Linked DNA regions of Homo sapiens: region 1 is linked to region 2. The links are chromatin loops, found by intact Hi-C in ENCODE. Cell type or tissue: GM12878. All regions are shown on one strand. Region 1 overlaps SRGN (serglycin). Region 2 overlaps HKDC1 (hexokinase domain containing 1).

What was found. Hi-C counts contacts between places; a loop is a spot of excess contacts. Peaks named below come from ENCODE experiments on the same cell type or tissue, not always from the same donor. Only the 100,000 strongest peaks of a DNase experiment are listed, where the experiment ranks them.
Region 1: it touches region 2 in a loop (6-fold over the local background); 7 of 110 quality-filtered maps call a loop at or near these places.

Annotation. Positions count from the first base shown.
Region 1 is chr10:69,091,611-69,095,610 of GRCh38, reverse strand. All of the region lies in intron 1 of SRGN (serglycin), which reads right to left. Among named protein-coding and RNA genes, the nearest start is that of SRGN, 5.5 kb to the right of the region's middle. In GM12878, CTCF peaks have their summits at 1,392 and 2,123 (motif pointing right); a DNase peak (open chromatin) is centred at 2,140; H3K4me3 peaks cover 2,761 bases; H3K27ac peaks cover 1,551 bases.
Region 2 is chr10:69,220,715-69,224,714 of GRCh38, reverse strand. All of the region lies in intron 1 of HKDC1 (hexokinase domain containing 1), which reads right to left. LOC101928994 (a long non-coding RNA gene) reads left to right here. Exons shown (of 5, transcript NR_120648.1): 3 at 1,490-1,548; 4 at 1,690-1,838. Among named protein-coding and RNA genes, the nearest start is that of HKDC1, 2.4 kb to the right of the region's middle. RefSeq lists a cis regulatory region at 212 and an enhancer at 128-297. In GM12878, a CTCF peak has its summit at 2,326 (motif pointing right); DNase peaks (open chromatin) are centred at 1,844 and 2,244; H3K4me3 peaks cover 391 bases; H3K27ac peaks cover 1,784 bases.

The DNA.
Region 1 (4,000 bases), 130 kb after region 2:
TTAGCTAATGAAATAAAATCTTCCTTCCTCAGTTTAGCAAAGACAAAGGCCTGGTGGTGAGAAATACTTCACCGCCCTTCAAAAAGTTCATCTCCTCCCCACTCCAAGCATATACTTTATTCTAATGAGTGCAACTAATAATTACCTAGCAAGAAGGAGCATGTCTAGGATTCTTGAAAGTCAGGAAGGGTAGTTTTAAAGCTCACCACAAAATAATGGAAAACATTCAGATAAATTACAAGGCATCAACTCATAAGAGAATACTAACCAAATGAAGAAAAGTACTTTTTTTTTTTTTTTTTTGAGATGAAGTCTCGCTCTGTTGCCCTGGCTGGGATGCAGTGGCACAATCTCGGCTCACTGCAACCTCTGCCTCCCAGGTTCAAGCGATTCTCCTGCCTCAGCCTCCCGAGTAGCTGGGATGACAGGTGCCCACAATCATATCCAGCTAATTTTTGTATTTTTAGTAGGGATGGGGTTTCACCATGTTGGCCAGGCTGGTCTCGAACTCCTGACCTCAGGTGATCCACCCGCCTCAGTCTCCCAAAGTGCTGGGATTACAGGTGTGAGCCACCACACCCGGCCGAAAGTACTTTTTATGGAAAAGACAATGTGGCATTGTAGAAAAACCTATACTTAAAAATGAGTGAGAGGGTGAGAGGCGGGTAGGCAAAAACTTTTTTTTTTAATAAAATAAAAATAAAAATTAGGTTGGGTGTGGTAGCTCATGCCTGAAATCCCAGCACTTTGGGAGACTGAGGTGGGAGGATCACTTGAGCCCAGGAGTTCAATACAGGCTGGGCAACATAGAGAGACTCCCATTTCTACCAAAAAAGAGAAAAAAGATTTTAAAAATTAGCTGGATGTGGTAGCACACATCTGCAGTCCCAGCTACTTAGGAGGCTGAGGCAGGAAGATTGCTTGAGACTGGGAGGTCACAGTGAGCCAAGATTGCACGGCTGCACTTCAGCCTGGGTGACACAGCGAGACTGTCTCAGAAGAAAAAAGTTTATTTACAAAATTAAAAATAAATAAAAATAACTGAGAAAATCAGAATACCTCTTTGCATGAATAATAGTTTCAATTATATAAACAGACATGGGGGGAAAAATGGAAGGAAATACACAAAAATAACTGGAGGTAGAATCTTTGGTGATTTTTTTTCTCATTTTGTTTTCTAAATTGCTATAATAAACAATATTCCTCTAAAAACATAAACATTAAACACTTTAATATAGAAAACAGTAAATATTCTCCCATTGGATTTTCTTTCTTTTCTTTGTAACTATATATTATTCTATCATAATCTTTCCTATGATTCCTGAGTATAGCTTACAATGTCTGGTCTGGGAGAGCTGTTTGTCCAAAATGAGCTAACTCTGCCACTGCCTGGAGGCTGGGGATAAGGCAGGCAAAATGACCTTTCAATGTCTGCCCCTTACTGGCTGTGTGATCTTGGCCAACTTAAACTTCCTGTGCCTCAATTTTCTCATCTGTAGGATGGGGCAGTAATAGAGTTAATAAGGAGATACAAATGTTAGGTTCTCAGAGTAGTACCTAGCACATAGTCAGAGCTCTTCATTGCTAGTTCCTGTCATGAAAAGGAGGAGGACAACAATGACCTATGATCTCCGAGAGTGAACATCTTATAAATTTAAATTCAAATTCCCATTCTACCATTTAGTATCTCTAGGAGTCTCAATTTATGGACTTTCTTTCTTTTCTTTTTTATTTTTCCTTATTTTGAGATAGAGTCTGGCTCTGTTGCCCAGGCTGGAGTGCTGTGGCACATCTCAGCTCACTGCACCCTCCGCCACCTGGGTTTAAGCTATTCTCCTGCCTCAGCCTCCCGACTAGCTGGAATTACAGGCACGTGCCACCATGCCCGGCTAATTTTTTGTAGTTTTAATAGAGACGGGGTTAGCCAGGAAGGTCTCGATCTCCTGACCTCGTGATCCCCTCGCCTTGGCCTCCCAAAGTGCTGAGATTATAGGCGTGAGCCACCGCGCCCGGCCTGGTTTCACTCTTTCTCTTTTGATTCTTTCCTGAGGCAGCATTAGTTTAGCATCTAATTGCTACTTAGACGTCTCTTCCTGTAGGTGAAATAAAAATCCAGCATCTTCTCCAGCAGAGGGCGGTGTCTTCACACCTTGTACTGTCTAGACCAACTTTGTCCAATAGAAACACAAAGCAAACCACATAGGGAGTTTTAAATGTTCCAGCGGCCATATTTTTAAAAGTAAAAAGAAACAGGTGAAATTAATTTTATTTAACCTAACATATTCAAATATTGTCCTTTAACATATCATCAATGTAAAAGTTATTACTGGGATATTTTGCATTCTTTTCTTCATACTAAGGGTTCCAAATCTTGTATATTTTGCATTCACAGCCTGTCCCAATTTGGCCTTGCCACATTTCAAGTGTTCAGTAGCCACAAGTGACTTGTGGCTACCGTACTGGACAGAGCAGGCCTAGGCAGTCTCTTCTGCAAGCCGCTGATGCACTGAGTATCAAGCTGAGAAAATGTTTGCTCACACAGGAAGCTAAACAGAAAAATAATGCTTAATGAGAAAGCATCCAGGTGAAAGACCACATCTTTTCACCAGCATGACAAATACAACTGTAGCATATTAGTAAAAAATATTTCTAGAATACAAAATTCCCCCAGAGTTCAGAATCTCAGCTAATTAAAATTCGTAACGAAGGCTTTCTTTTGGGGGATGATGAAAATGTTCTAGAAGCAATTATAGTGATGGTTGCATGACTCTGTGAATATACTAAAAAACATTGAACACTTTTTTTTTTTTTTTTTTGGAGACAGAGTCTTGCTCCGTCATCCAGGCTGGAGTGCAGTGGTGCAATCTCAGCTCACTGCAACCTCCACCTCCCAGGTTCAAGTGATTCTCCTGCCTCAGCCTCCCAAGTAGCTGGAATTACAGGTGCACACCACCATGCCCAGTTAATTTTTGTATTTTTAGTAGAGACAAGTTCTCACCATGTTGGCCAGGCTAGTCTCAAACTCTTGACCTCAAGTGATCCACTTGCCTTGGCCTCCCAAAATGCTGGGATTACAGGCATGAGCCACCACACCTGGCCTAATCACTGAATTGAACACTTTTAATGGGTGAACTGTATGGTATGTGAACACTATCTCAACAAAGCTATTTTAAAATTTTATAAAGAAATCAAAAGTAGAAGGGATCCCACTCCAAAAGCCTATCTAATTTGGGGCCGATGATGTTAAATGTACTTTAAAATAAAGAACAAGTTACAGACACTAAATTCTTGACATAGCTATTCAAGGGTGTTGGCAGGATGTGAAAATTTACAGTTCCAGCCCCTGAGGTTGTGAGAGTATCTTGACTCTATCTTGCTTGAGATAAATGTCTTGTGATTATAGTGGCTATGCTCATGGATAGAAATGTTATCTTCCTAAAAGGTCCACTTATGGGATTTGTTGGTTAATTGTGTAGTGGATTCCAAGGGAAAGAATGGTTTTTATTTGAATCCTATCCCTCACTGCCCACCTCCCCCACCACCCTGAGTCCTGCTTTACCAAAATACTTTCTATGAGTAAATGTTACCAAAGCAAACAACTTTCTCCAATAGTCCATACCTTTTTATATTATGGTACTAACTTTTCCCTCAACATAATCACAATATACTAATTTCTTTTTTTTTTCTTTTCTTTTCTTTTTCTTTTTTTTTTTTTTTTTTTTTTTTTTTTTGAGACAGAGTCTCAGTCTATCGCCCAGGCTGGAGTGCAGTGGCATGATCTTGGCTCACTGCAACCTCCATCTCCCTGGTTCAAGTGATTCTCCTGCCTCAGCCTCTCGAGTAGCTGGGATTACAGGTGCATGCCACTATGCCTGGCTAATTTTTGTATTTTTAGTAGAGATGGGGGTTTCACCATGTTGGCCAGGCTGGTCTTGAACTCCTGACCTCAAGTGATCCACACTCCTCGGTCTCCCAAAGTGCTAAGACTACAGACGTGAGC
Region 2 (4,000 bases):
TCGTCTAGTCCAAAGGTCTCACATTAGGAATGAGAGTCATAAAAAATTCCGCTCTTTGACCCAGGGCTTTCATTTCCAGAACCTATTCTCAGGAAATAATCCTGACTATGGAGAACCATAAATCTCTACCAAGGCCGGGCGCAGTGGCTCACGCCTGTAATCCCAGCACTTTGGGAGGCCGAGGCGGGTGGATCACCTGAGGTCAGAGTTCGAGACCAGCCTGGCCAAGCTGGTGAAACCATGTCTCTACTAAAAATACAAAAATTAGCCAGGCGTGGTGGCGGGCGCCTGTAGTCCCAGCTACTTCGGAGGCTGAGGCAGGAGAATGGCATGAACCCAGGAGGCAGAGCTGGCAGTGAGCCGAGATCGCGCCACTGCACTCCAGCCTGGGTGACAGAGCGAGATTCCATCTTAAAAATAATAATAAAAAATAAATAAATAAAAATAAAACTAAAACTCTACCAAGGTTTAACATAACAATACTTTTATTTTATTTATTTTATTTTTGAGACAGGGTCTTGCTCTGTTGCCCAGCCTGGAGTGCAATGGTGCAATCACAGCTCACTGCAACCTCAACCTCCCGGGCTCCAGTGATCCTGCCACCTCAGCCTCCCAAGTACCTGGGACTACAGGCATGTGCCACCATGCCCAGCTAATTTTTGCATTTTTTGTAGAGACAGATCTCTCTATGTTATCCAGGCTGGTCTCGAGCTCCTGGAGGCAAGTGATCATCCCGCCTCAGCCTCCCAAAGTGCTGGGATTACAGGCATGAGCCACTTCATCCAGCCTAATATTTTAATTATTAAAAATGTTTTTGAAAGTATCCAAATGAGGCCAGGCATGGTGGCTCATGCCTGTAATCCCAGCACTTTGGGAGGCCGAGGCGGGCGGATCCCGAGGTCAGGAGTTCGAGACCAGCCTGACCAACACAGCGAAACCCTGTCTCTACTAAAAATACAAAAATTAGCTGGGCGTGGTGGTGCGGCCTGTGATCCCAGCTACTCAGGAGGCTGAGGCAGGAGAATCGCTTGAGCCCTGGAGGCGGAGGTTGCAGTGAGCCAAGATCGCACCACTGCACTCCAGCCTGGGAGACAGAGCAAGACTTCGTCTCAAAAAAAAAAAAAAAAAAAAAAAAATTAGATTGTGGTAATGGTTACACAACTCTGGATATTCGAAAGTATCCAAATGTCCAACAAGAGGAAAAGGTTAACTACATTATGGCATATCCACTTGATTGGATATTAAGAAGACATTGTAATGATAATTATGATGATAATGAAGAAATCTATGTAAGTGGTTACACTGTAACAGTAAGTGAGGGAAGCAGTTCAGAACTGTATGTACCTTATAAACATAACTAAAAACATACAGGATGAAGAAAAACTAGGAAGGCTTCCACCCAGCAAATATGAAAGTGTTTGAGATTAAAAGTAAATTAAAGGTGGAATTACAAGTAACATTTCCACTTTTTTGTAATGTTGACATACAGAGCCATGAAAAATACACACTGAAAACCTCCCAGTTCTCCTGTGGATGAACAATCTGCAGGTCAGTGACCAGGTCTGGCCTGGTGCTATCAATAGGTCAAATAATGTCAATATATTGAATTGGAAAAGAATCTGTCAGAGTGGTTTCTATTTTCGTTTTTTTCATTTTGTTTTATTTTTGTTTCCATGCTGGTATGGGAAGATTTTTAGAAATTGTTCCAGGGTCTCAGTAGTAACCCTTGCAGGCACCGCTGGCCCAGGATCTGGACAATTCTAGAGGCAGGAAGCACAGAGACGAAGAAGGGGACTCACTGCCTGACCGCAGAGAAACGAGCTGTGCCTTTTGACCAGGTGTGTTTCCACCACGTGTTGGGAGGAGTGTTCTCAGAACCATGACTCAGCCCAGCAGCCATAAACCAGTCTCCCACACTACCCCAGAGACTTCCTGGGGCACTTGCTTAAGGTGGCTATAAAAGTGCTTCCAACTTTCTCGCCTCCCACAGGGAGAGGGAGGTCAGCTCCCGGCATTGAAAAAGGCTGACTGTCCTTCCAGAAGGACCTGGAGCCCATCAGCAGAGGCTGCATTTCCCATCACAGGGTGCTCCTGAGCCTGCACCAGGGCTGTTGGACAAACATGTCCCGCATGATCCTAGGGTACAAAAGGTTAACCAACACAAAGGAGCCCAAGGAAATGAAATAAGTTTGCAGAATCAAAGGTTTCAGGGTTCCAAAGGCTCCCCCTTGGGGGTGGGAGAGACATGGTGCAACTTGTGCCTTTACTAAGCAGATAACAAAAGAAAGTGGATTCCTAGGCAGCGCCTCCTTAAGTAGCCAGTAGAGGGCTCTGAATCTAATCAACAAGTGATTGCTTTATAATGTTTTTAAATTTGCTACAACCTCTAACTCAACTCTCTAAATGAATAGAATTTAGTGGGAGTTTATCCCACCAAGTACCTGAGGGCTGTAAGGGGCCACACTTCCTCTCTCTCTTTCTTTGTTTTGTTTTGAGACGGAGTCTCATTCTGTTGCCCAGGCTGGAGTACAATGGCATGATCTCGGCTCACTGTAACCTCTGCTGCCCGGGTTCAAGGGATTCTCCTGCCTCAGCCTTCTGAGTAGTTGGGATTACAGGCGCACTCCACCACGCCCAGCTAATTTTTAAATTTTTAGTAGAGACGGGGTTTCACCATGTTGGCCAGGGTGGTCTCAACCTCCTGACCTCAGGTGATCCACCCACCTTGGCCTCCCAAAGTGCTGGGATTATAGGTATGAGCCACCATCCTTGGCCTTTTTTTTTCTTTTCTTTCCTTTTTTTTTCAGACAGGGTCTCACTCTGTCACCCAGGCTGGAGTGCAGTAGCGCAGTCTCCCGGGCTCAAGCCATCCTGCCACCGCAGCCTCCCGAGTAGTTGGGACTGTAGGCACACACCACCATGACCGGCTAATTTTTACATGTTTTGTAGAGATGGGGTTGCTCCATGTTGCCCAGGCTGGTCTCAAACTCCTGACCTCAAGTTTGAGATGAGATCTGCTCATCTCAGCCTCCCAGTGTATGCAGATTACAGCCGTGAGCCACGGTGCCTGGCCTCCTTATTCATTTTGTAAAGCAGGAGGGAGTCATGGCACAGCAGAAAGCATTGAAGGAAGAGTCAGCCAACTTGGATTTAATCCTCATTCCATCCTAAATACTTGGTGACCTTGGCTAAGTCCTCCTGCTAGGAGGACTTCTGTCATCTGCACTTTGAGAGATGCTTTTTGCCCAGGGCCGTGACAGCCAGCCGGTGTGGCCAGAGTAGCAGACTGGGCTCATTTTAGCTGCCTGGAAAGAACCCTGGTTCCCTCCTGTTGACCCTTGGCAACCTTTAACCAGCCCACTTTGGAATGAATTTTGTAGACAAGTTCCCTGAGCAAAGTGACAAAATAATGCACACCATGAATAGTGTACCATTGGCAAATAGCAGGTGCCAATAATAGATATTTCAATTACTGTCTATTGCAACTCACACCTTCTTGCTGCCCACATTTATATGCTTTCAAATACATGAACAAACAGATCTGCCCCAACAGTTCTTTTTTTTTAGATGAAGTCTCACTCTTGTCCCCTAGGCTGGAGTGCAATGGCGCGATCTCGGCTCACTGCAACCTCCACCACCTGGGTTCAAGCGATTCTCCTGCCTCAGCCTCCCGAGTAGATGGGATTACAGGTGCCCGCCACCACACCCAGCTAATTTTTGTATTTTTAGTTGAGACGGGGTTTCACCATGTTGGCCAGGCTGGTCTCGAACTCCTGACCTCAGGTAATCCGCCCACCTCGGCCTCCTAAAGTGCTAGGATTACAGGCGTGAGCCACTGCGCCCAGCCTTCTGCTCCAACAGTTCTTAAAACTTCTTTGAAAATGATTCTCCTCGCCTTTGTGGCCTTTCCGAGCAAACATCCCTTACAGCAAACACAATCCTCTTCAAGCTTTCCAAACACCCTCCTCACCCGCTTCCGCATCCAATACCTGCCAGGAAG